Regions from separate parts of the Homo sapiens genome. Here region 1 is linked to region 2. Evidence: chromatin loops called from intact Hi-C (ENCODE). Cell type or tissue: psoas muscle. All regions are shown on one strand. Each heading gives the region's core, and the rest is flanking DNA. Links, peaks and the distances in the headings are about the cores only.

Region 1 (12,182 bases), core at 1,501-9,500, 58 kb before region 2:
ACTACAATTCTAGTTCTCCGGCCTTCTGATTCCCAGTCTAGAGCTTTTTCCACCATACCAGAACCCTTCTACTTACATATGAAACCTTCAATTTCGACTTCAGTTGTGCTATTTACTAGCACACTAAAAATACATTTCTAAAATATGAAATATAGTTATTAGCATTAAATTCATCATTTTCTTCATACTCAAAGTAGATCTGGCCCAAGATCTAACTCCATACTAAGGCTTAAATAGGATTACAGTTAAAATTTTCTAATATAAATTTAGTAAAAGGAACAAATATACTAAGTGGTTTGGGAATATATTTGTTTCACTGAGCAAAAATCTAGTACAACTGCATAGTCAATGTGAAGCCAGCTGCTAAGATAACAGAGCGAGAATAAACCATGACTTACAGTGCACTCCATGTACTGACAGGACTGATTAAAACAGTCTACAGCACTGACTGAGACTCAGTTACTATTTAGCTTTACAAAGACCCAATAGTCAACACTTTCATTCATGAAAAGAGAGGTGAATCAGACTAGAATAAATTCCATGTTCTAGGGAAGAGAACACTGAGTAAAGTGTTTTCAAAGTTAGTTTTATTCCTAAATCTATTTTGAGTTGATTGGCAAAAGACTAAATGAAAAACAGAAATACCACTGAGGTGAACAAAAATGACAGATTTTACTTACCAACAAAATAAAATATAGTTAAGAATACAGTATATAGTTAAGAATATAGTAACTACGTGGCTAATTTATGCCTTACGCTCAAAACTAACTAAATTGACTACTGATGTACTTGGCAAAGACTGCATGTAGACAAAGAAATAAAGCATTATTATTAAAAGATCAAATGGATGAGTTAGTATGCTGGACAAACAAAAGATCTACACAAATAGATTCCTAAGGATGTATATTTTATTTTTTCTAAGCTTAGCTTAATTTGAAACACCAAGGGTAAATGCAGCAGCTCTGTTTTAAAGGACAGGTACCTAATACAAACCTTTCCACTATTTTTCACTCAAGAGGGTAAGAAACCCTCCTTCTCAGGGCCAATCCTTTCAACCATTCGCTTAACCTATTCCCTCCAAACTCCTATAGTACATCACTCCCATTCTTTCTACTCTTTAAATTTAGTTTCTCTCACTTCCCACTTGACAGTTCCTCTAGAGCAGGGGTATCCAATCTTTTGGCTTCCTTGGCCAACAACCTCTTAACTGCCAAATCTAACGAACAATTTTAAATTCGTATTGTACAGAACTTTATGTATGCCTTTGTTTTAATCACTTTGTATTTTGGGGAAGGAGGAGGGAATGCTGGATTTCCTGTTTTCCTAACACCACACTCTACTCTTCTTTTAAAATTTGATCTTTGTAGGATCTATCCTAGTAGCATCGTTACTCAGTCAAACAAGACAAACCTGAAGCTGTGATTCCTCCCTAGATTTTTTTCATTCCTTCCACAACAGCATCCAAACTAAACAAGTCCTATTGATTGTGCCTCCAAAACACCTATTCTGTCCTGTCTGCTACCACCAGTGGCTTCATGTATTTCATCTGAACTATTTTAACAGCCTCACAATTGGTTTTCCTGCTTAAAGTCCTGTTCCTCTCAAATCTATCTTTCATACTCAAGTCAGAGTGATCTACCTAAAATGTAAATCTAAATCTGATCCATCACATACATCTCTTGCTGAAGAATTCTTCAGTAGTCCCCTCTCTTCTAGAATACCCAAGATTCCAGGCTGACCTCATCTTTTTTCACTCTCACCTGAAACTTTATCCTCATCTGCCATATATAATCTTGACCTTTCCTTGTGATTTTGCTCCTGCTGCCCTGCCCTGTCTGCAAAACCTCACTTGTATTATAATTGGAAGAACAGGAAGTTGTTCAGCTGGCGTATGCAGGTGACAGCTGTTTTAAAAAAAAAAAAAAGCTGGAAAAGGTTAGGTTCCATTATAGTTGAAATAACCTTAAAATCCAGGTCGAGGAGACAAGAGTGATGAGGTATCACCGAAGGCCTTGACCAGGCGTAATATGATCAAAACTGCCAGCGCATATAGGACAGATGGAGAATCAGATGTGCATGAATAGCACAAACATTGTGATGTGCACACATCAACTATGATGTCAAGAGTAGGAATCCGGAAGAGAAATGGAATTCAAGACATTCTGATCCTATGAGATATTACCATCAACACCTTCTATTCACACTCTATCTCCCAAGTGCTAGCAGTCTAAAGGTAAGATCCATTTCTCGTGTAAAGGGAAATTTGTTAAAACATTCATTAGTAACTATGGAGAAAGAAGTATCAGTGGTGGTAAGAATTACAACAAAACTGATAGAAACAAAAGGACAAAATGTGTTAAGAAGGTAGAGAAAATGATAATGGGCCAGGTGCGATGGCTCACACCTATAATCCCAACAGTTTTGGGAGGCCAAGGAGTAAGGATTGCCAAAGTACAGCAGTTCAAGACCAGCCTGGGCAACATAGGGAAGACCTCATCTCTACAAAAATTAAGAAATTAGCTGCGCTTGGTGGCGCACACCTGAAATCAGTTACTCGGGAAGCTGAAGTGAGGTGTGATTACACCACTGCACTCCAGCCTGGATGAGAGAGAGGCCCTGTCTCAAGAAAAGGGCGGGGGGGTTAGTGGGAAAAAAAAGTAAAGAAAATGATAAAAGCCAGCCTTTAGCAAAGTAAAATGTGAAGAAGTCATTTAGTAACAAGTGAAAGAAGAGTAAATACGTGCTTTTGTGGAAATTTAAACAATCTCTGTAAGGGAAGTAAAAGGACTGTGACTGAACCTTAAGGAACATTCTATTGGCAAAAGAAACAGAACAGGACTGTGCCCATAGATTTTTGGTGTCTCCAATGACCAGAATACTATCTTAGAAGACTTTAATAACACATAAGAAGACTTCTATATGTACCAAATGAAGGGAGAGTACACAAAGAATTGAAGAAACATTCAGATTTTAAAATCAGAAACAAGGATACAGCTGCCTCTAATTATTTTGTATAATTACACCGTAAGATTGAGCCTAAACTACCAGAGCTGGATGATCAATTATGTCACTAGATTTCAGATCTACGTAGACATAGTAAATACTACACAGTACACATCAAAGTTCTAACAATTAAAAAGGAGACACTAAAGAGGTTGCTGACACTAGGAAAAACAGTTCTATACACAGAGGGGACAAGAGAACAGAGATAAAGTCCTCAGATGGCTTTCCTAATCAGTGAAAGTAAAGCAATAAAGAGCAAATGTTCTTTTATTGATTACATCCTCAGACACCAAGATATCTGAAAAATGTCTGGAATTGATGAACTAATACTTATAAGGCATGAAAATTTCAAAAAAAACTTAAAACTTTGCCTTCTTGGCCACAAAAAACAGTCTAAATGAGACATTATCAAAATTTTTCATCTAGTATTCTTAAAGCTCAAAGCATACGTACCTATAAAAGATAAGCTCTTATATTTAGCATTAAATGTTTAAAATTAACATGTAATAATGTGGACTAAAAACCAATTCCTCAACTAAAGACATTTATATAACTTGAAATACTTACAGTACACTCTTGCATCTCTTGTTCCTTGGTTGCTAGTCGCATTACAAGGATGTTTTCCCTGCGTGCAGACTCCTGCTGTTGTTGCTTTAGTTTTTCTTCAGACTCTCTTAGGCCAGTTACATCATTAGCTGATGATTCAAAAAAAAATTATAAATACAATTTTAAGATCAAGTTCTAAATACCTCTGTCAAGAACAATAAGAACTAGGGTCAAAAAATTAATCAAGTCTTTAGTTTCCATCCTAACTACTTTTATAACAGGCGAATTTCTTCCTGGTCACGAGAGCTCCTTTAGGAGACAATGGTGTCATAGTGCTCCATGACTACTAACTAAATTATGTTTTTATAGTTTCATCTACTCCCAACAGAAGACAGAAAACATCTGTGTTATACAGTATTCACAAAATCCTGATTAGTATGTTTTAACCTATTTAATATAAAAATGCTGTCTGGGCACAGAGGCTCACGCCTGTAATCCCAGCACTTTGGGAGGCTGAGGCAGGTAGATCACCTGAGGTCAGGAGTTTCAGACCAGCCTAACCAACACGGTGAAACACCGTCTCTACTAAAAATACAAAATTAGCCAGTCGTGGTGATGCATGTCTGTAATCCCAGCTACTTGGGAGGCTGAGGCAGGTCAATGACTTGAACCTGGGAGGCAGAGGTTGCACTAAGCCCAGATTGTGCCACTGCACTCCAGCCTGGGCAACAGTGCGAGACCCTGTCTCAAACAAACAAATAAATAAATAAAATAGTAATAACTGCTGGACAATTTGTATTTTAAACTTGAGGCAGGATCTTATTCTGTTACCCAGGCAGGAGTCCAGTGGCACAATCAGGGCTCACTGCAGCAGCCTTGACCTCCCGGGCTCTAGTGATCCTCCTGACTCTTTTTTTTTTTGTAGAGACAAGGTCTCCCTATGTTGCCTATGCTGGTCTCAAACTCCTGGGCTCAAGTGATCTTCCCACCTTGGCCTCCCAAAGTGCTGGGATTATAGGTGTGAGCCACTGTGCCTAGCCTTAAACTTTCACAATGTTCATGACTTCTATGGGTAACACAGTCACGCAAAATTAGAATTTCAGGGTATTAACCCTTCTGAAGTTACAAAACAATATATATTGGTTTTTATACTCAACAAATAGTATGTGATTCAAACAGTAAAAAGTGAGACTAAAATGGCTTAAAATGATAAACGTTATTTTCAGCAGATTTAAAAAAATCTGTATATATTATTAAGTTATATATATTGATTTAAGCTGTCATAAATCTGTTACTGGTTGCTTCTGTTTATTTCTCTTCTAGACTAGTAACTCATGCTTCAAGTCAAATTCCTATGCAGAAGGGGTTAGGGACAAGTAAGAAAAGTTTCAAGTAGTTCTGAGTTACTGCATCTATATTCAGAACCTTGCATATAATTTTGCTAAGTCATGCCATTACATGACTATTACACCTCTGTCTTCTCCAATGACTGAGACTGTGTCTCATTCATCTTTATATTTTCTTGCACCCAACACAGTGCCTATGTACAGTTCTTATAATAAAACACGAGAAAAATTACATTTGCTTTAATAAAAACAACTATCCTTTTGATTTTAACAATCAAAAGGAGATTATTCAGTCTTTAGGAAGCTAAAACTCAAACTTACAGTTAAGATCTGTGTACTTGCCCTCCAAAGCTTGTACATATGCTTCATATTGTTTCCATCTAATAAAAAAAAATCCATACATTAGTTGTTACGATAAAATAGTTTATTAAATAAACTAGAAGATATCTATAAACTCACAGATTTTAGTAATACTGAGCATTCTTCTGGATTTTTCATTTTAAATCTAGTTTTTTTTAGACAGAGTCTCGCTCTGTCCCCCAGGCTGGAGTGCAGCGTGGCGCAAACAGGGTCTGGGCTCAAGCGATGTCCCTGCCTCAGCTTCCTGTATAGCTGGGACCAAAGGCACATGGCTCATTTTTTTGTAGAGATGGGGTCTCACTACGTTGCCCAGGCTGGTCTTGAACTCCCGAGCTCAAATGATCCTCACACCCTGGCCTCCCAAACTGCTGAAATTACAGGCCTGAGTCACCACACCCAGCCTAAATCTAGTTTAACTGATCATAAAATAGTCCCTCATTATTCCTTCCCATTTTACAGGAAACAGGTAAAAAGAGATATATAGAGAAGGTTTTTTCTGCTGAGAACATGCCAAGCATGCCCTGGGTGAGATCAAACCCCAGATTCACTTTGATATCACTGATGTTCAGGATAATCCTGGATTATAGAAGCTGAAAAAAAAATCCCACTGCTGCTTTCATATGTTGTCCACTTAGAACAAAAGGCATATTAGAAATGTGCCTCATTATGTAGAATTGAAGGTTCTTTATCTTGGCTCTTTTGGGAAAATACCATGTGACTCTTCTCAAGGTAGTATCAATTTCTGCCTGTAAACACAGGGGGAGAATATAACATTTTTCAAGACTGTAATTTAACAATCACATCTAACTGTCAGAAACCTGCATAAATGCCATATGCTATCAGAATACAAGGGGACCGTTGTTCTTCATTATACTTCTCTACCCTGAATATATACACTGCTAGGTCCTCTTAGCAATAAAGATTTTTCCTAGTCTTATTAGGCAGTTCCTAATGGAAAGCACCCTGCCCTGAATGTCTGCTATCCTGCATACTTAAGAGCCATGTTTTCAAGCTGCTCTTCAGGTACAATTAATTAAAATTTGGCTTTAGAAAACCATTTTATAATCTTAAAAACAGGCTTGTCATGAGTTATTAATATTACAACATAATGAACAAAAAGGCTCGTGCCTGTAATCCCAGCACTTTGGGAGGCCGAGGCGGGCAGATCATGAGGTCAAGAAATCAAGACCATCCTGGCCAACACAGTGAAATCCCGTCTCTACTGAAAATACAAAAAAATTAGCAGGGCATGGTGGCGCATGCCCGTAGTCCCAGCTACTTGGGAGGCTGAGGCAGGAGAACCGCTTGACCGGGAGGCGGCGGTTGCAGTGAGCCGAGATCGCGCAACTGCATTCCAGCCTGGTGACAGAGCGAGACTCTGTCTTAAAAAAAAAAAAAAGAAAGAAAAAAGAAAAAAAAAAAACCTTCCTAATACCAAACTAATCCACTTTCTATGTAAACACTGATGTTCAGCCAAGGCCATGCTTTATTTTTACGGCACTTACAACCTAAGACACGTAGTTTACCAAATATTTGGGGATGTATAGAGAAAGATCTTCAGTGGAGGCTATAAAAGAACGATTTATTTTAGAAGTACAGAAAAATATAAAAACTGAAGCAAGAACATGTATATCACAAGGATAGAAGGCACAGACTAGTTAAATAAGTAGCAGCTGGTTTAAAATCTCCAAGGGAATCAAAGAGAAAAAACTCGCCTAAAAGTCTTACATGAATTCCCTAAGGAAAGATGTTAAACTGACCTCAAGGAAATACACTGCATATGATTTAGAAACCTTAAAGGTATCTTAAAATAAAACATTTCTATGATTCTTTATTAAGATTACTGATTTTTCCCCTCCTACAGTTAAATCAAAAAAATGACTGCACAGACTAACCAGAGCAATTATGTAAGAAGGCATTAAAAAAAGTATACAATGCCAGAGACAGGGAAAAAAAAAATCATGGCCAGGCATGGTGGCCCATGCCTGTAATCCCAGCACTTTGGGAGGCCAAGGTGAGAGAATCACTTCAGGCCAGGCATTCAAGACCAGCCTGAGCAGCACCTCACCTCTATTATAATTTATATGCACATTAAAACAAACAAAAAAAAACCCAGCATTGAGTAGTAGTGTATCTTAAGTATATACTTCAGCATAAGACAGAAGTGTTTTAGAATAACAAAAATTTAAATTTTATGTGCAGAAAGACAAAGGTATGCAATGGAAACTGTCCTATGTATGAGATTATGGCAAAAAAAAAAAAAAAAAAAAAAAAAAAAAAAAAGGTAAAAAGTGTGTTCATAATACAGTAGCTGTCCAAAGGTGAAAGTAGGAAATTGTCACACTCTAGGAAACAACAAAATCTGTGTTAGCCTATCTCACAAAACATCTTTTCTCTCCTCCGCTTTCAGCCTGTTAAAATACTTATTTTATTTTTATCTAAGTTATCAAGAAACTTACTAACCATAGCAATAAAATACAGAAAGAATATATTTAAATTACAAAACACAGAACATCCTACTTCCTGATTTCTTACACAATCTAAAAAGATTATACGTTGTACTTGACAATCTGCTTTTGTAAGACATTTACAAGATAACCGCAGAAATTCAGAACTGGAAGTCACCTTTAACAATAACTTAACCCAACCTCTTCAACTTACAGATGAGAAAATGAAGAGTATGAAGTTATATGAGCTGGTGAAGGTCACACTAATAAGAAAAAGTAACCTCACTTCATTAGTAAATTATGTATTTCTTCCATAAATATAAGTGCATCTTTTAGGATTACATTTCTTTTTCAAATGTTAAACACGAAAGGAAAAACTACACAAAACAAGCCATATATTTGTTAAACTTATAGCTTCCTAGTAGTTCTTTAAAGTGTTACGTTTTCCTCGGTGTTAATATAAGAAATAGGTCATAGTATGCTCAAAAAGTACATTAAATTATTTGAGGATAGAACAACATTAAAAACAATATCTGGCACAAAGACAATTACAGTGTAGAGTCACAATATAATGTTCTATAGAAAGACTTTGTTTTTGAACAGAGAACATTTTACCTTAGAATTAACTCATCTCTTGCCATAACTTTGAAGTCTGTTTCACTCAATCGAACCTATAAAGAGAATTACAATATGAATTTAGTGTTCTTCCTGAAGACACAAAGTTCTATAATGAGACCTATGAAACATCTCCCAAGTGTGAGATTTAAACGGCTCAGTACATATTATGATTTTTTGAAAAAGTATTTTATTACAAAAGTTTTTTTTTTTTAAGGTAAACTATTTGGTATCTTAACAATGGGCATCATCATTAGGAAAATGCACATTAAAACCCCAGGTATCACCACACACTGATTAGAATGGCTAAAATAAAAATTAGTGGCAACACCAAACGCTGGTGAGGATTCAGAGAAACTGAAGTTTCCTACACTGCAGGTGAGAATATAAAAATGGTATCTGAAGAAGTATGGCAGTTCCTTTTATTAATACAACTAAAAATGAATGTGCCATATAACTCAGCAGTTGCACTCTTAAACATGTATCTCAAAGAAATGAAAACATGCAAGCAGCTTTACTTGTAAAAGCTAAAAAACTGAAAACTATCCAAATGTCCTTTAACAGGCAAATGATTGAACTATCATACAGCCACACCATGGAACACTTTAAGCAATAAAAAGAAACAGGACTACTGATACATGAAACAATTTGTATAAGCCTTAAGGAAACTGTGCTAAGTGGAAGGAAAAAAAATAGTCTCAAAAAGATGCATACTACATGATTACATTTATATAACACTCTGAAGTAACAATTATACAAATGGAGATAAATTAGTGGTTGCCAGGGGTCAGGCATGGAGAGGGACGGGGTAGATGTGGCTATAAAAGAATAACTCGATGAAGCTTTATGGTGATAGTTCAGATATGTATCTTGATTAATGATGGTTACACAAAGCTAGACATGATAATAGTGCATATAGCTCTTCCCCACTTCCCCCAATAACAGTGCTAGTATAACGTGAAATGTGAATAAGCTCTGTGGATTGTACCAATGTCAATTCCCTGATTTTCACAGTTATTAGAGATGTCTGCTAGTCACGCAAGGTGTTAACAATGAAGCAGGCTCAGTGAAAGTTGCACAGAACCTCTCTGTACATTTATTTGCAACTTCCTATGAATCTATAATTATTTCAAAACAAAAAGCTGAAAGAAGGGCATAAGCTAACATGCTTCAAAAATTGAGAAACAGTATATTCACTACACCAAATAAAGGCTGTAAAGGTGAGATACCTCTCCTACCTCAGTATAAAATTAAGGCTTTGGCTGGGCATTGTGGCTCATGCCTCCTGCACTTTGGGAGACTGAGGCGGGAGTATATCTTGAACTCGGGAGTTCAAGATCAGCCTGGGTAACATGGCAAAACCCCATCTCTACCAAAAAATACAAAAATTAGCCAGGCGTAGTGGCACACCTGTAGTCTGAGCTACTTTGGGGGGCAAAGGTGGGAGGATCGCATAAGCTGGGGTATGAGGCCACAATGAGCCAAGATTGTACCACTGCACTCCAGCATGGGCAACAGAGTGAGACTCTGTCTCAGAAAATAAAAAATAAAAATAAAATAAAGGCTTTATTAGTATTCCCTTACAAGACACTTAAATTTTTTTCCTTAAAAATGTTTCAAATTATAATACTAACCAGTAAAATAGTATTACCATAAAATGGAACGAGGGAACTATTATAATGTAACATATTGAAAGGCTGCCAGAGGCAGCTCATGCCTATTATCCCAGCACTTTGGAAGGCAGAGGCAGGTGGCTATCTCTTGAGCCCGGGAGTTCGAGACCAGCCTGGGCAACATGGTAAAACCCCATCTCTACAAGAAATACAAAAATTAGCTGGGCGTGGTGGCACGTACTTGTAGCCCCCAGATACTCAGGAGGCCGAGGTGGGATGATCGCTTGAGCCCAGGAGGCGGAGACTGCAGTAAGCCAAGATTGCACCACTGCACTCCAACCTGGGCAAGAGAGCAAGACCCTGTTCCAAGGGAGGAAAATCAAAGGGTACCAGAGGGAGCACACAGTAATTCTCAGATTATGAAAGCATAATACAATCCTTTATTCATTTAATGAGTAATCTGACTCCACAATAGGAAACTTCTGTAATATCTAAATTATTCACTTAAATATTAAGTTTAGTAAGCTTTCCCAATTGAATCACAAATTCCTCCTAGAGACGATGTTACCTCTTTTATAACAGCCACTGTGTGTGTGTATGTGTGTGTATGTAAGAGTAATTAAACTCAAGGTAGGAATGCACAACAGGGGGAGATTTGAGACTAGACAACAAAACTTCAGAGAAAAAGGTAGAATTTGAAAATTAGCTATAACCATTTTTTTAATAAAGTAGTTTTTAATTACAATCAAAGGGATTTACACTAGGAAAAGAATAATAATATACTCATAATGTCCATTTTTGACATTATTTGTATATATGTACCTGGAAATATTTACATAATGAACATTAAGAGTAGACCTGGAAATATTCACATAATGAACATTAAGAGTAGACCATGGGAATATTATTATAACTAAAGTTTTCCAAAATCTGAAAATATTCTAAAAAATATACTGGATATAAGATACAATATCTGGCACACTGTACAACTCCAATGCTATTATTGTTATAAAGGCAAAGAAATGAAAAATAAGCAAACAACGATAATCCCTTCAAGTCTATTTTTTTTTAAAGTGCTTAAAAAAGCCCCCAAAAAACCCAAAACAAAACAAAAAAACCCAAAACCAAAACCCATACCTTCTTGGGAAGAGGTTCTTCGTTGGTCATCTTGAATCCTAAAAAAAAAAGTTGCGGAAAACAAGTTCAATTTATTTTCTTCCAGTGAAAGTAGGAATAAAAAATACTGACTCTTTCAAATCAATTTATTAGTGAACTAAATTACTGTTGAATAATTAGAATTTAAATAAACAATTTTAAAATAGTTTTAGATTTACAAAAAAGTGGCAAAGATATTACAGAGTTCCTATATACTCTGTACCCAGATCTTCCTTTGTTAACATCTTCCATCATTAGAGTTATTGGGTAGTTTTTACAAATTCCCTCGTAAAAAAGCTGATCAGCCATTCAAATCATTTGATGTCGCCATAAAGGGTGAAGAGAAATATAATGACCTCAAGTAGTATCCTACGCATGTTGCTAAGGGACTATAAAAGGGTAATACCAGTTTAAGTCTTTCCTTTTATAGCATTATGTTGTTAAAGTAAGGTAGTACCTACCACAGCCATAATTTACTACTGCCCAATAGTTTTTTAGATATATTATATATTTTATTTTTATTTTTTTTGAGACACAGTCTCACTCTGTCGCCCAGGATGGAGTGCAGTGGCGCGATCTCAGGTCACTGCAACCTCCGCCTCCAGGGTTCAAGCAATTCTCCTGCCTCAGCCCCCTAAATAGCTGGGACTACAGGTGCGTGCCACCACACCTGGCTCATTTTTGTATTTTTAGTAGAGACGGGGTTTCACCGTGTTGGTCAGGCTGGTCTCGAACTCCTGACATTGCAACCCGTCCGCCTTGGCCTCCCAAAGTGCTGGGATTACAGGAATGAACCACCACGCCCATCCTATTACATATTTTAAAATATATGTTACACTGGTTGGGCGTGATGGCTCACGACTGTAATCTCAGCATTTTGGGAGGCTGGTGGGTGGATCACTTGAGGTCAGAAGTTCAAGACAAGTCTGGCCAACATGGTGAAACTCGGTCTCTACCAAAAAATTAAAAAAATTAGCCCGGCGTAGTGGCACACGCCTGTAATCCCAGCTACTAGGGAGACTGAGGCAGGAATCGCCTGAACCTGGGAGGCGGAGGTTGCAGTGAGCCGAGATGGCGCGCCACTGCATTCCAGCCTG
Region 2 (12,182 bases), core at 895-8,894:
ATGTATACAGTGGTTGAAAAAGTAGGAGTTACAAAAAAATGTGTTTGCATTTTAACTTTTCAGGAGATGTTACAGCCCAGATAGCTCTTCAGCCTGCACTGAAGTTCAATGGTGGTGGTCATATCAATCATAGCATTTTCTGGACAAACCTCAGCCCTAACGGTGGTGGAGAACCCAAAGGTTGGTATATATTGGTGCACCCTTATCTACATTTTGTGCACAGTAGGAATCGATTGTTGATTTACTGAAGTTACCTTATACTTGTTTTTTGTTTTTTTTGTTGTTGTTTTTTTGAGACAAGAGTTTTGCTCTTGTTGCCCAGGCTGGAGTACAGTGGCGCAGTCTTGGCTCACTGCAACCTCCGCTTCCTGGGTTCAAGTGATTCTCCTGCCTCAGCCTCCCAAGTAGCTGGGATTACAGGCGCCCGCCACCACGCCTGGCTAATTTTTGCATTTTTAGTAGAGATGAGGTTTCATTCACCATGTTGGCCAGGCTGGTCTTGAACTCCTGACCTCATGATCTGCCCACCTTGGCCTCCCAAAGTGCTGGGATTACAGGCATGAGCCACCGTGCCTGGCCTAAGTTACCTTATTCTTACCAGAGGTATCATAGTGGCATATTTTTCATAACAACGAGTATGATAAAAGTTGTAACTTTCAAAAGGACACAAGTAGGAATGGAGAATGCTTTCATGGGGTTATGTCATAAGATTTTATGTTCACGCCAACATAGAATATCACATCAACTCCACCTTCTGGTTTCTGGATGGTACTTCATATTAGGGAAAGACTGAGAGACTTCATTTTATGAACTTTTTTTTTTTGAGACGGAGTCTTACAGTCGCCCAGGCTGGAGCGCAGTGGTGCAATGTCGGCTCATTGCAACCTCCGCCTTTCAGGTTCATGCAATTCTTGTGTCTCAGCCACCCAAGTAGCTGGGATTACAGGCATGTGGCATCACTCCCGGCTAATTTTTATATTTTTGGTAGAGACAGGGTTTCACCATGTTGGCGGGGCTGGTCTCGAACTCCTGGCCTCAAGTGATCCACCCACCTTGGCCTCCCAAAGTGCTGTGGTATGGATGTGAGCCACCGCGCCAGTCTAGAAAAGATGAACTTTCTGTCTACTAGTTTCTAGGGCCTGGATTAGATAGTTAACCGTCTGTACCTTTTTTCATCTATGTGATACAGGGATAACAATGGTGTTGTTTTGAGAATTAAATTATAGTGTCATTTGCTATTTTTCACTCTTTCCTAACTGATAAAAAGTCAGTTGTTCCAGGAAATTAGGTTTTCTGGGTATTTTTAAAAAGTGTTCAGGGAATGAGGAGAGTACAGGGCTAGATGGTCTTGTTCGCTATCACTGTTTCCTTGACTTCCTGTGTAGCTTGTGGAGGCCCAGATGACTTTAATTATCTTCTTCACCCAGGGAGGGCATGAGGCGTAAATGTAGTTCTTGTCTCTTGTTTCTGGGCTCCGGATATGCACCCTAAGTTTCTGTGGTTTTATTGTTCATTTTTAATCAGTGTTATGGAAGGCAGCCTATCTTATGCACTTGAAATAAGCAATTTCATTTTAAGGTAATGATGAATGAGGAGAGTAAGCTTGGGAAACTGGGCAACTTTTTCTTTATTTTTGTTTTTATTTATTATTATTTTGGAGATGGAGTTTAGCTCTTTCGCCCAGGCTACAGTGAAGTGGCTTGATCTTGGCTCACTGCAGCCTCTGCCCATCCCGGGTTCAAGTGATTCTCTGCCTCAGCCTCCCGAGTAGCTGGGATTATAGGTGCCTGCCACCATGCCCGGCTAATTTTTTTGTATTTTTAGTAGAGAGGAGTTTCTCCATGTTGGTCAGGCTGGTTTTGAACTCCTGACCTCAGGTGATCCACCTGTCTCGGCCTCCCAAAGTACTAAGATTACAGGTGTGAGCCACCGTGCCTGGCCAACTTATTTTTTTTCTGAGTTCAGTCTTCTAGACTATCGGTTAATACTTTTGAAGTTTTGTCAGTTACCAGAATATCAGATATATTCATATGCAACCAGTGGTTTTGGTATGCTGCCATTTTTGTTTAATCTGTACCACATTCCATCATTTGTGCTTATAAAGATGATTACTTTTAAACCCGTAGAATAAGAGAAGTGAGATTTTGACCCAGTTGATTTAGTTGATGTGACTAATCTAGAATTATATTCTGTATTACTACAGAATAAAAGGATTACAGCTCTTAAAGTATACCCTTAGTTCAGTCGTAGAGAAAACTGCCCATCAAGACAGGAAGAGCTGGGCTGCCTTGGAGAAGAACAATGACTTTATTCCCAAATGGAGGCGTAGAAGAAGGAGGGTAGAAGTCAAAGGAAAATTTTCTATTCAGGGAAAAGAAAAAGCTAACAGAAAGTAGTATTTCTTTCCTAACAAAGATAGTACAGTGAGTGGGGAAATCCCTCTAACACGATTCATTAAAAAATGTGAACTACGCAGCTGGAGGCCATTATCCTAAGCGAATTAACCCAGGAACAGAAAACCAAATACCACATGTCTCACTTGCAAGTGGAAGCTAAACATGGAGTACTTATGGATATAAAAATGGCAGCAACAGACACTGAGGACAGAGCAGGGAGGGAGAAAGAAGGGGACGGGGGGTGAAAACTGTTGTATACTAAGCTCGCTACCTGGGTGATGGCATCAATTGCACCCCAGACCTCAGCATCATATGATACCCGTGTAACAAACCTGTGCGTGTACCCTCTGAATTTAAAATAAAATTTGAACCGGGCACGGTGGCTCACGCCTGTATTCCCAGCACTTTGGGAGGCCAAGGCGGGTGGATCACCTGAGGTTGGGAGTTTGAGACCAGCCTGACCAACATGGAGAAACCCTGTCTCTACTAAAAACACAAAATTAGCCGGGCGTGATGGCACGTGCCTGTAATCGCAGCTGCTCGGGAGGCTAAGGCAGGAGAATTGCTTGAACCTGGGAGGCAGAGGTTGCAGTGACCCGAGATCATGGCATTGCACTCCAGCCTGGGCAACAAGAGTGAAACTCCGTCTCAAAAGGTAAAAAATGAAAAAAAAAAAAAAAAAAAAAAAAAGTTGAAGTTATAAAAAACAAAAACGTGAATTAAAATTGTGAAACTTAGATCCAGGTGTCGCATTCTGATGTTGTCTAATTTCTTGGGCCCTATGACAAAAATATTTTAATACATGTAATATAACATTTTACTGTAATTATTGAAATCTGTTCATTTGTGGGTGGTTTTGGATTTTTTTTTTAATAGGGGAGTTGCTGGAAGCCATCAAACGTGACTTTGGTTCCTTTGACAAGTTTAAGGAGAAGCTGACGGCTGCATCTGTTGGTGTCCAAGGCTCAGGTTGGGGTTGGCTTGGTTTCAATAAGGAACGGGGACACTTACAAATTGCTGCTTGTCCAAATCAGGATCCACTGCAAGGAACAACAGGTTAGATTTAAAAATTGTGATTTCATTTGGGAGAGATGCTCTACTGTAAAGCATTCAACTAGAAATAAGGAAAACTAACAGTGTTTTAAGAACATGTAATAATTTGCAAATCTTAACAGATAACACCCAGAGTCTTGTGTAAGTAAAAATGTTTTAGAAGTCCTGATATTTCATAAAATTAAGTACACGTAATTTTATAGGTACATTAACAAACATGTTTTATTTTTATTTATTTTTTTTGAGACAGATCTCACTGTTGCCCAGGCTGGAGTGCAGTGGTGCGATCTCGGTTCACTGCAACCTCCGCCTCCTGGGTTCAAGTGATTCTCCTGCCTCAGCCTCCCAAATAGCTGGGATTACAGGCACATACCACCATGCCCAGCTAATTTTTGTGTTTTTAGTACAGACAGGGTTTCACCATGTTGGCCAGGCTGGTCTTGAACTCCTGACCTCAGGTATCTGCCTGCCTCGGCCTCCTGAAGTGCTGGGATTACAGGCATGAGCCACCATGCCCAGCCAAATGTTTTACTTATTAACCCTGCTTCATTCTACAGAGAATTAATATCAGCTTAGATAATTATATGTACTAAAATAAAAAAAAAATTAGCTATAGAACAAGAGTGAGGAAAAGAAATACAAGCAGAGACTGATTTCAGAGCTTGTACTGTTACCTCCTCTGCTGAGCATTTGAGGTTAAACTGGGACTAGATCTCAGGTTTCCAGACCTTCTGCCTTTCTGGGGCTCTTTGGTAGAGTATATGAAAATATTCGGCTTGGAAGTGCCAGGCTGGGCTCACCAAATACTTTGCTGTTGAGCCTAATTGGATTTAAAAAATGTCACTGAAGAGTATGGGAAATAGAGCCATGAGTTGTCTGGCAGAGGGTTGGGACTTTGAACTTAAAGTGATACCTTCACATCAACAACAGTCATTCTCTGCCCCTTCTTCTACCCCTGACATTGGAATACTCTTGATCTGTGGCTCACTTCACAGGATAGACCCAGATTTTGGCAGAATCTGAACAGCTCTTTTGGGACAGTGACATGGCATAACAATTTGTAAAAGCCACAAAAAATTTGTAAGCACCGATCTGTAGAGTCAGGTTATTTGTAGAGCTGCATGACCAGAAAGGCTGATATTTGTAAGTGAGTCCCAGCTACACTCCTTCCTCTCCCTGTGGAAAGCACATTAGAAGGAAAATGAGGGAATGTCATGGCCTTTTGTTTATAAAAATCATTAATAAATTTTGCTACTTGAAATTATTAATAATAAATTACTAGTGACCTCCCTCACAACTGATCAAGACATACTGGTTAAGAATTGTTTTTGTAGAGAGAGCTATAATTTATTTTGAGTGTTTTTGTGTGTGCGTGATGGAGTCTCACTCTGTTGCCCAGGCTGGAGTGCAGTGGCGCAATCTTGGCTCACTACAACTTCCGCCTCCCAGGTTCAAGCAATTCTCCTGCGTCAGCTTCCTGAGTAGCTGGGATTACAGGCGCCTGCCACCTCGCCAGGCTAATTTTTTGTATTTTTAGTAGAGGCGGGGTTTCACCATGTTGGCCAGGCTGGTCTCGAACGCCTGACCTCAAGAGATCTGCCTGCCTCGGCCTCCCAAAGTGCTGGGATTACAGGCCTGAGCCACTGCGCCCAGACCAAAAGTTTTTTTAAATGGATGTTTTACAGATAGAACTAAATTCTTCATTTACCTCACTTAATTTCTGAAAACACTGTGTCCTCCAACTGCTCTGTATTCCCAAAGATTAAAATTAGCCTTGGGGAGCAGAGCTGGTTCCTCGTAAACCCCTGTGAGTGCCCAGACCCTTTGGAGGAGGTTCTCAGTGGGCTTTTGCCTGCTCCCACAGATGTAACCCACCCTTCCTGCTGCTCCTAAGACCACCATGAGGAAGGCTGGGAATTGGCTCTTGAATTAATTTGTTGGTATTTTTAAGAATAGCTATTAAAGTACTGTTGTTAATTTTCCCAAGTCTATTTTATTGTTAGTATTTGTCACATTTTCTTTGTAAACAGTGAATTAAAAATATTTTATAGGAATATTCATTCTTATCTAGATTTCCTACTTATATAAAAAAACAAGTGAATGAGATTGTTACAAAGGGTAATTTTGTGTGAGTAGAATAATAAAAGTTGAAATTGAGAAGATGCAATGTTTTAGACTGAAACTGATGGTTGGTTTGTTTTCCCCTTCTTTCTAACAGGCCTTATTCCACTGCTGGGGATTGATGTGTGGGAGCACGCTTACTACCTTCAGTATAAAAATGTCAGGCCTGATTATCTAAAAGCTATTTGGAATGTAATCAACTGGGAGAATGTAACTGAAAGATACATGGCTTGCAAAAAGTAAACCACGATCGTTATGCTGAGTATGTTAAGCTCTTTATGACTGTTTTTGTAGTGGTATAGAGTACTGCAGAATACAGTAAGCTGCTCTATTGTAGCATTTCTTGATGTTGCTTAGTCACTTATTTCATAAACAACTTAATGTTCTGAATAATTTCTTACTAAACATTTTGTTATTGGGCAAGTGATTGAAAATAGTAAATGCTTTGTGTGATTGAATCTGATTGGACATTTTCTTCAGAGAGCTAAATTACAATTGTCATTTATAAAACCATCAAAAATATTCCATCCATATACTTTGGGGACTTGTAGGGATGCCTTTCTAGTCCTATTCTATTGCAGTTATAGAAAATCTAGTCTTTTGCCCCAGTTACTTAAAAATAAAATATTAACACTTTCCCAAGGGAAACACTCGGCTTTCTATAGAAAATTGCACTTTTTGTCGAGTAATCCTCTGCAGTGATACTTCTGGTAGATGTCACCCAGTGGTTTTTGTTAGGTCAAATGTTCCTGTATAGTTTTTGCAAATAGAGCTGTATACTGTTTAAATGTAGCAGGTGAACTGAACTGGGGTTTGCTCACCTGCACAGTAAAGGCAAACTTCAACAGCAAAACTGCAAAAAGGTGGTTTTTGCAGTAGGAGAAAGGAGGATGTTTATTTGCAGGGCGCCAAGCAAGGAGAATTGGGCAGCTCATGCTTGAGACCCAATCTCCATGATGACCTACAAGCTAGAGTATTTAAAGGCAGTGGTAAATTTCAGGAAAGCAGAAGTTAAAGGCAAAATTGTAAATCAGTCGAGATCGGGTGCCTTCAGGGTGGTATGGCTGTATACCAAAATTGTAAATCACTACATGAAGCTTATATATTGGTTTGGCCTGAAAGGTGAAGTGGGGTAGGCAGGGGGCGGGCTTACAGGTTATGGTGGATTCAAAGACTCCCTGATTTGTGATTGGTTAAGGAAGCAAAGCTTTGTCTAAAAACTTGGGGTCCGCAGAAAGGAACATTAAGGTCTGGCCAGGCCCCTCAGGAAGAAACTGAGAGCAAAGAATGGAGGTCAGAGTTTAGTCCCTGGTGTTCCCCCTTATCTGACGTCTGTGTGAATCCATTTGGTGGGGGTCTGGGTTTCTGAAAAGTAGCTCAGGGGCACGTGTTAAGGATGTCTCTAGGTGACTCTAACTTCCCTGGCTATTGTTTGAAACTGTTATGACCTTCTTGCTTATCAGCTTGCTGGTTTCCTTCTCGGGGCGAGCTGGGTGCCTGGAGTTTTCGGTGAAGGAAACTCAAGATTCTCCTTTATTTCTGTGCTTGTGGGAATCCCCCTGGCACACCCCAAAGAGGGGTCCCTGCTCCGTCTCACAGGGATCTTTTTGTATATTTGGCTTAGCATCATACATTTGCCATGTTGTTTCATCATCTGCCTAATTTACTGTTTTTGAATATTTCATTTGTTTCTAATTGTTACTACAGATAATGCTGGGGTGAGCAACTCTGTGTACATAGGTTTATCTCCTATTGGAATATTTTCTTTATATAGGCGTTTTTTTTTTTTCTTTTTTTTTGGAGACAGAGTCTTGCTCTGTTGCCCAGGCTGGAGTGCAGTGGCGCGACCGGAGCTCACTGCAACCTCCACTTCCCGGGTTCAAGTGATTGTCCCACCTCAGCCTCCTGAATAGCTGGGATTACAGGTGCATGCTACCATGCCTGGCTACTTTTTGTATTTTTAGCAGAGACAGGGTTTCACCATGTTGGCCAGGGTGGTCTCGAACTCCTGACCTCAAGTGATCCGTCTGGCTCAGCCTCCCAAAGTGCTGGGATTACAGGTGTGAGCCACTGCACCTGGCCTATATAGGCTTTTTTCTTAAACCTATTTAGTAATGTTTTCCCAAGTTTATTTTTTATTTTTAATTTTTTCCCCAAGTTTATTTTTCTATTTTTTTTTCATGGAAAAATGGGGTAACTTAGCAGTTTCAATATTGAAGACTGAAGTTTAAAAAAAATTTAAATTCAAGGTACTTTTAAAATTCAGTTAGAAAAGTAGGCTTTAAAAATTATTAGAGACAAGAGTACCAAAGCGGTGTGTGTATGTGTGTGTGTGTATGCATGCTTGTGGATTGGAAAAACTTTGGAGACTGATTACTTTTCATTATATATGTGTCACAGTGAAACAGCTTTTATGTGTCATGTAAGATTACTGCTTGCCTCTCTAAGGAAGGTCGTGACTGTTTAAATAGACGGGCAAGGTGGAACCTTTTGAAAGATGAGCTTTTGAATATAAGTTGTCTGCTAGATCATGGTTTGTATTGAACTAACAAGGTTTGCAGATCTGCTGACTTATATAAAGCTTTTTGATTCCTACTAAGCTTTAAGATTTAAAAAATGTTCAATGTTGAAATTTCTGTGGGGCTCTATTTTTGCTTTGGCTTTCTGGTGAGAGAGTGAGGAAGCATTCTTTCCTTCACTAAGTTTGTCTTTCTTGTCTTCTGGATAGATTGATTTTAAGAGACTAAGGGAATTTACAAACTAAAGATTTTAGTCATCTGGTGGAAAAGGAGACTTTAAGATTGTTTAGGGCTGGGCGGGGTGACTCACATCTGTAATCCCAGCACTTTGGGAGGCCAAGGCAGGCAGAACACTTGAAGGAGTTCAAGACCAGCGTGGCCAACGTGGTGAAACCCTGTCTCTACTAAAAATACAAAAATTGTTTAGCTCTGTTTTTCATAATAGAAATAGAAAAGGTAAAATTGCTTTTCTTCTGAAAAGAACAAGTATTGTTCATCCAAGAAGGGTTTTTGTGACTGAATCAGCAGTGCCTGCCCTAGTCATAGCTGTGCTTCAAAAACCTCAGCATGATTAGTGTTGGAGCAAAACAAGGAAGCAAAGCAAATACTGTTTTTGAAATTCTATCTGTTGCTTGAACTATTTTGTAATAATTAAACTTTGATGTTGAGAAATCACAACTTTATTGTACACTTCATTGCAACTTGAAATTCATGGTCTTAAAGTGAGATTTGAATTTCTATTGAGCGCCTTTAAAAAAGTAATACCAAACCATAAAGTTAAAATCTATGTATATTGAGTCATATCTAAAACCACGTATAAACATAAATTGTATTTCCTGTTTTAATTCCAGGGGAAGTACTGTTTGGGAAAGCTATTATTAGGTAAATGTTTTACAAATTACTGTTTCTCACTTTCAGTCATACCCTAATGATCCCAGCAAGATAATGTCCTGTCTTCTAAGATGTGCATCAAGCCTGGTACATACTGAAAACCCTATAAGGTCCTGGATAATTTTTGTTTGATTATTCATTGAAGAAACATTTATTTTCCAATTGTGTGAAGTTTTTGACTGTTAATAAAAGAATCTGTCAACCATCAAAGAGGTCTGCATTATGCTTGCATGTCAAAAACTTTAAAAATCCTATAATCTTCTGTCATTTTCACTGAGTTTCCATGGGAAAGGAATAGTAAATAATGGGTAGTTGAAATATTACTCTTAAGACCAAGACCTGTATCTCCAGTCATATCTGTAATAACATCATCTGATAACCTAAAAGCATAGTATTAGGGATATACGACAAAACCAAAGTGTTTTTGCTGTTGTCACATACCACTCAATACTTTTACACCAGGTTGTCCAGTGGACACCAGCTGGATGTCCTATAATTCAATTCTGACACTGTCTACCTGGAATTGGAGTCAGATCCCACAGGTGGAGGGCTCAGCCCACAAGACTGCCCCCACTCCAGATACCAATCGCAAGTCCCTATACTTCTGACTGGCTATAAAGTGGGGTTCCCGTGACCCTTTCCTTGGTTTTGATTTATTTGCTAGAGCAGCTCCCAGAACACAGAGAAACACTCTACTTATGTTTACCCATTTTTAATTTTATTACTTTATTAAAACTACATATTGGTTACAATACTAATTTATTGTAAAGGATATTTCATTTATTTATTTTTTTATTTAGAGATGGAGTCTCACTGTGTCACCCAGGCTGGAGTGCGGTGGCACAGTCTCAACTCACTGCAACCTCCACCTCCTGAGTTCAAGCGATTCTCATGCCTCAGCCTCCCAAGTAGCTGGGATTACAAGTGTGCACCACCATGCCCAGCTAATTTTTGTATTTTTAGTAGAGATGGGGTTTCACTCTGTTGGCCAGGCTGGTCTCAAACTCCTGACCTCAAGTCATCCACCCACCTCAGCCTCCCAAAGTGCTGAGATTACAGGTGTGAGCCATTGCCTCTGGCTTGTAAAGGATATTTCAAAGAATACAGATGAACAGCCAGATGGAAGAGATGCACAGGGCAAGGCATGTGGGAAGGGGTATGGAGCTTTCATGCTCTCTCCACGTCATCAGCTACCCAGAAGCTCATCTGGACCCCGACCCTTTGGGGTTTTACGGAGGCTTCATTATGTCAGCATTACCATTGGCAATTGGCGATTAACTCAACCTTCAGCCTCTCTCCCCTTTCTGGAGGTTGGGGGTTGAGGCTGGGAGTCCAAACCCTCCAATCTTGCCTTGGTCTTTCTGGTAAGCAGCCCCCCGTCCTGAAGCTACCTAGAGGCTCCCAGCCACCAATCATTTCATTGGCAAACCAAAGATACTTCAAGGGGTTTAGGAGCCAAGAGACCAAGCAAGGATTGAGACAATATATATATTTCTTATAAATAACATGATCACAAATAGTATTTTATATATTTCTCATAATAGCTGGTTGTGGTTACTCACACCTATCATCCCAGCTACTAAGAAGCTAAGGCAGGAGGATCACAGGCCCAGGAGTTTGCAGCTGTAGTGAGCTATGATTGTGCTACTGCACTCCAGCCTGGGTGACAGTGTGAGACCCTGTCTCTTAAAGTTCTTGTAACATCTTAGAACATTAACCAACCACAGATTATTGCCTTAACTCTGAAAAATAAAGTAATCATACTTTTACAAGATGTATTTTACATAAAGTTCTGGTGATATTTTACTCTGGTCATTGGAATATAGGAGCTTACCACCTGGTACCACTCTTCCTAAAGTGGTATACTATTTGGTATAGTACTGGCATACTATTTGGAAAGGGATGTGAAGTTGGCATGACCTGTCTAGGGTGAAGTCATGCTGTCTGCTATTCATTGTGGGCTTTACAGTAATGAGAGTGCTTCTGTTGTCAAGATGCTTCTGGGACACGTTAAAAAAAATTTAAGATTTCTCAGTTTGTGAAAAGGAAGGAGCACGAATGCTTTCAAGTTCCTATGACATGCTAGTCATCTTTCAGTGTGTCCCATTGTTGCACCCAGTAGTCTCGATGCCCAGCGTCACGGTGATTCCAAGTTTGCCTCTCTGCCCACTATAATTTGTGCTCCATGAAGTCCCAGGACATGAGGTTCTTGTTCATTTGTGCGTCTGGGCCCATATCCAAATATTAAACAATGTGACTTAATGTATTTATCATATTGTAAATATGGGTATCCCCAAGGCTCAGAAGTTAACACAGCATATCCACAGAGAGGTTTGACAGCATGGCTGTGGTGACTGGGAAGGCCTTATGCTTGCTCCTCCTTCTGCTGCTTGCCTTTGTGTGGGCATGGAAAGAACATTGAATTAGGTACTGGAAGACCTGGGTCCTGGTCTTGGAGATTTTACCAGAGCACCTGTGGGATATTGGTCAAGATGCCTGGTTTTAGTCCTGCTCCTTTGCTGTGAAAGAGGATCTTAAGGTGCCAACTCTGGCATTTTATTTTTTACTTATTTATTTTTAAATTATACTTTAAGTTCTAGGGTACATGTGTACAACATGCAGGTTTGTTACATGTATACATGTGCCATGTTGGTGTGCTGCACCTATTAACTCGTCATTTACATTAGGTATATCTCCTAATGCTATCCCTCCCCCTTCTCCCCACCCCTCGACAGGCCCCGGTGTGTGATGTTCCCCTTCCTGTGTCCAAGTGTTCTCATTGTTCAATTCCCATCTATGAGTGAGAACATGCGGTGTTTGTTTTTTTGTCCTTGGAATAGTTTGCTGAGAAGGATGGTTTCCAGCTTCATCCATGTCCCTATAAAGGACATGAACTCTTCCTTTTTTATGGCTGCATAGTATTCCATGGTGTATATGTGCCACATCTTCTTAAACCAATCTATCATTGATGGACATTTGGGTTGGTTCCAAGTCTTTGCTATTGTGAACAGTGCCACAATAAATATACGTGTGCATGTGTCTTTATAGCAGCATGATTTATAATCCTTTGGGTATATACCCAGTAATGGGATGGCTGGGTCAAATGGTATTTCTAGTTCTAGATCCCTGAGGAATCGCCACACTGTCTTCCACAATGGTTGAACTAGTTTACAGTCCCACCACCAGTGTAAAAGTGTTCCTA

The links. Peaks named below come from ENCODE experiments on the same cell type or tissue, not always from the same donor. Only the 100,000 strongest peaks of a DNase experiment are listed, where the experiment ranks them.
Region 1: a loop joins it to region 2, with 2.7 times the contacts of the local background. A loop is called at or near these places in 12 of 110 quality-filtered maps.

Annotation. Positions count from the first base shown.
Region 1 is chr6:159,735,181-159,747,362 of GRCh38, reverse strand. WTAP (WT1 associated protein) reads right to left here. Exons shown (of 8, transcript NM_001270531.2): 2 at 11,068-11,105; 3 at 8,318-8,373; 4 at 5,217-5,275; 5 at 3,571-3,698. The coding sequence starts at 11,097. It also overlaps a transcript of SOD2 not described here. Among named protein-coding and RNA genes, the nearest start is that of WTAP, 14 kb to the right of the region's middle. In psoas muscle, for the core only: no CTCF peak of the experiment used is centred there; no DNase peak of the experiment used is centred there; H3K27ac peaks cover 1,581 bases.
Region 2 is chr6:159,676,124-159,688,305 of GRCh38, reverse strand. It overlaps SOD2 (superoxide dismutase 2), which reads left to right. Exons shown (of 5, transcript NM_000636.4): 3 at 64-180; 4 at 3,273-3,452; 5 at 5,668-12,182. The coding sequence ends at 5,813. Among named protein-coding and RNA genes, the nearest start is that of SOD2, 11 kb to the left of the region's middle. RefSeq lists a silencer at 739-989. In psoas muscle, for the core only: no CTCF peak of the experiment used is centred there; no DNase peak of the experiment used is centred there; H3K4me3 peaks cover 2,156 bases; H3K27ac peaks cover 2,193 bases.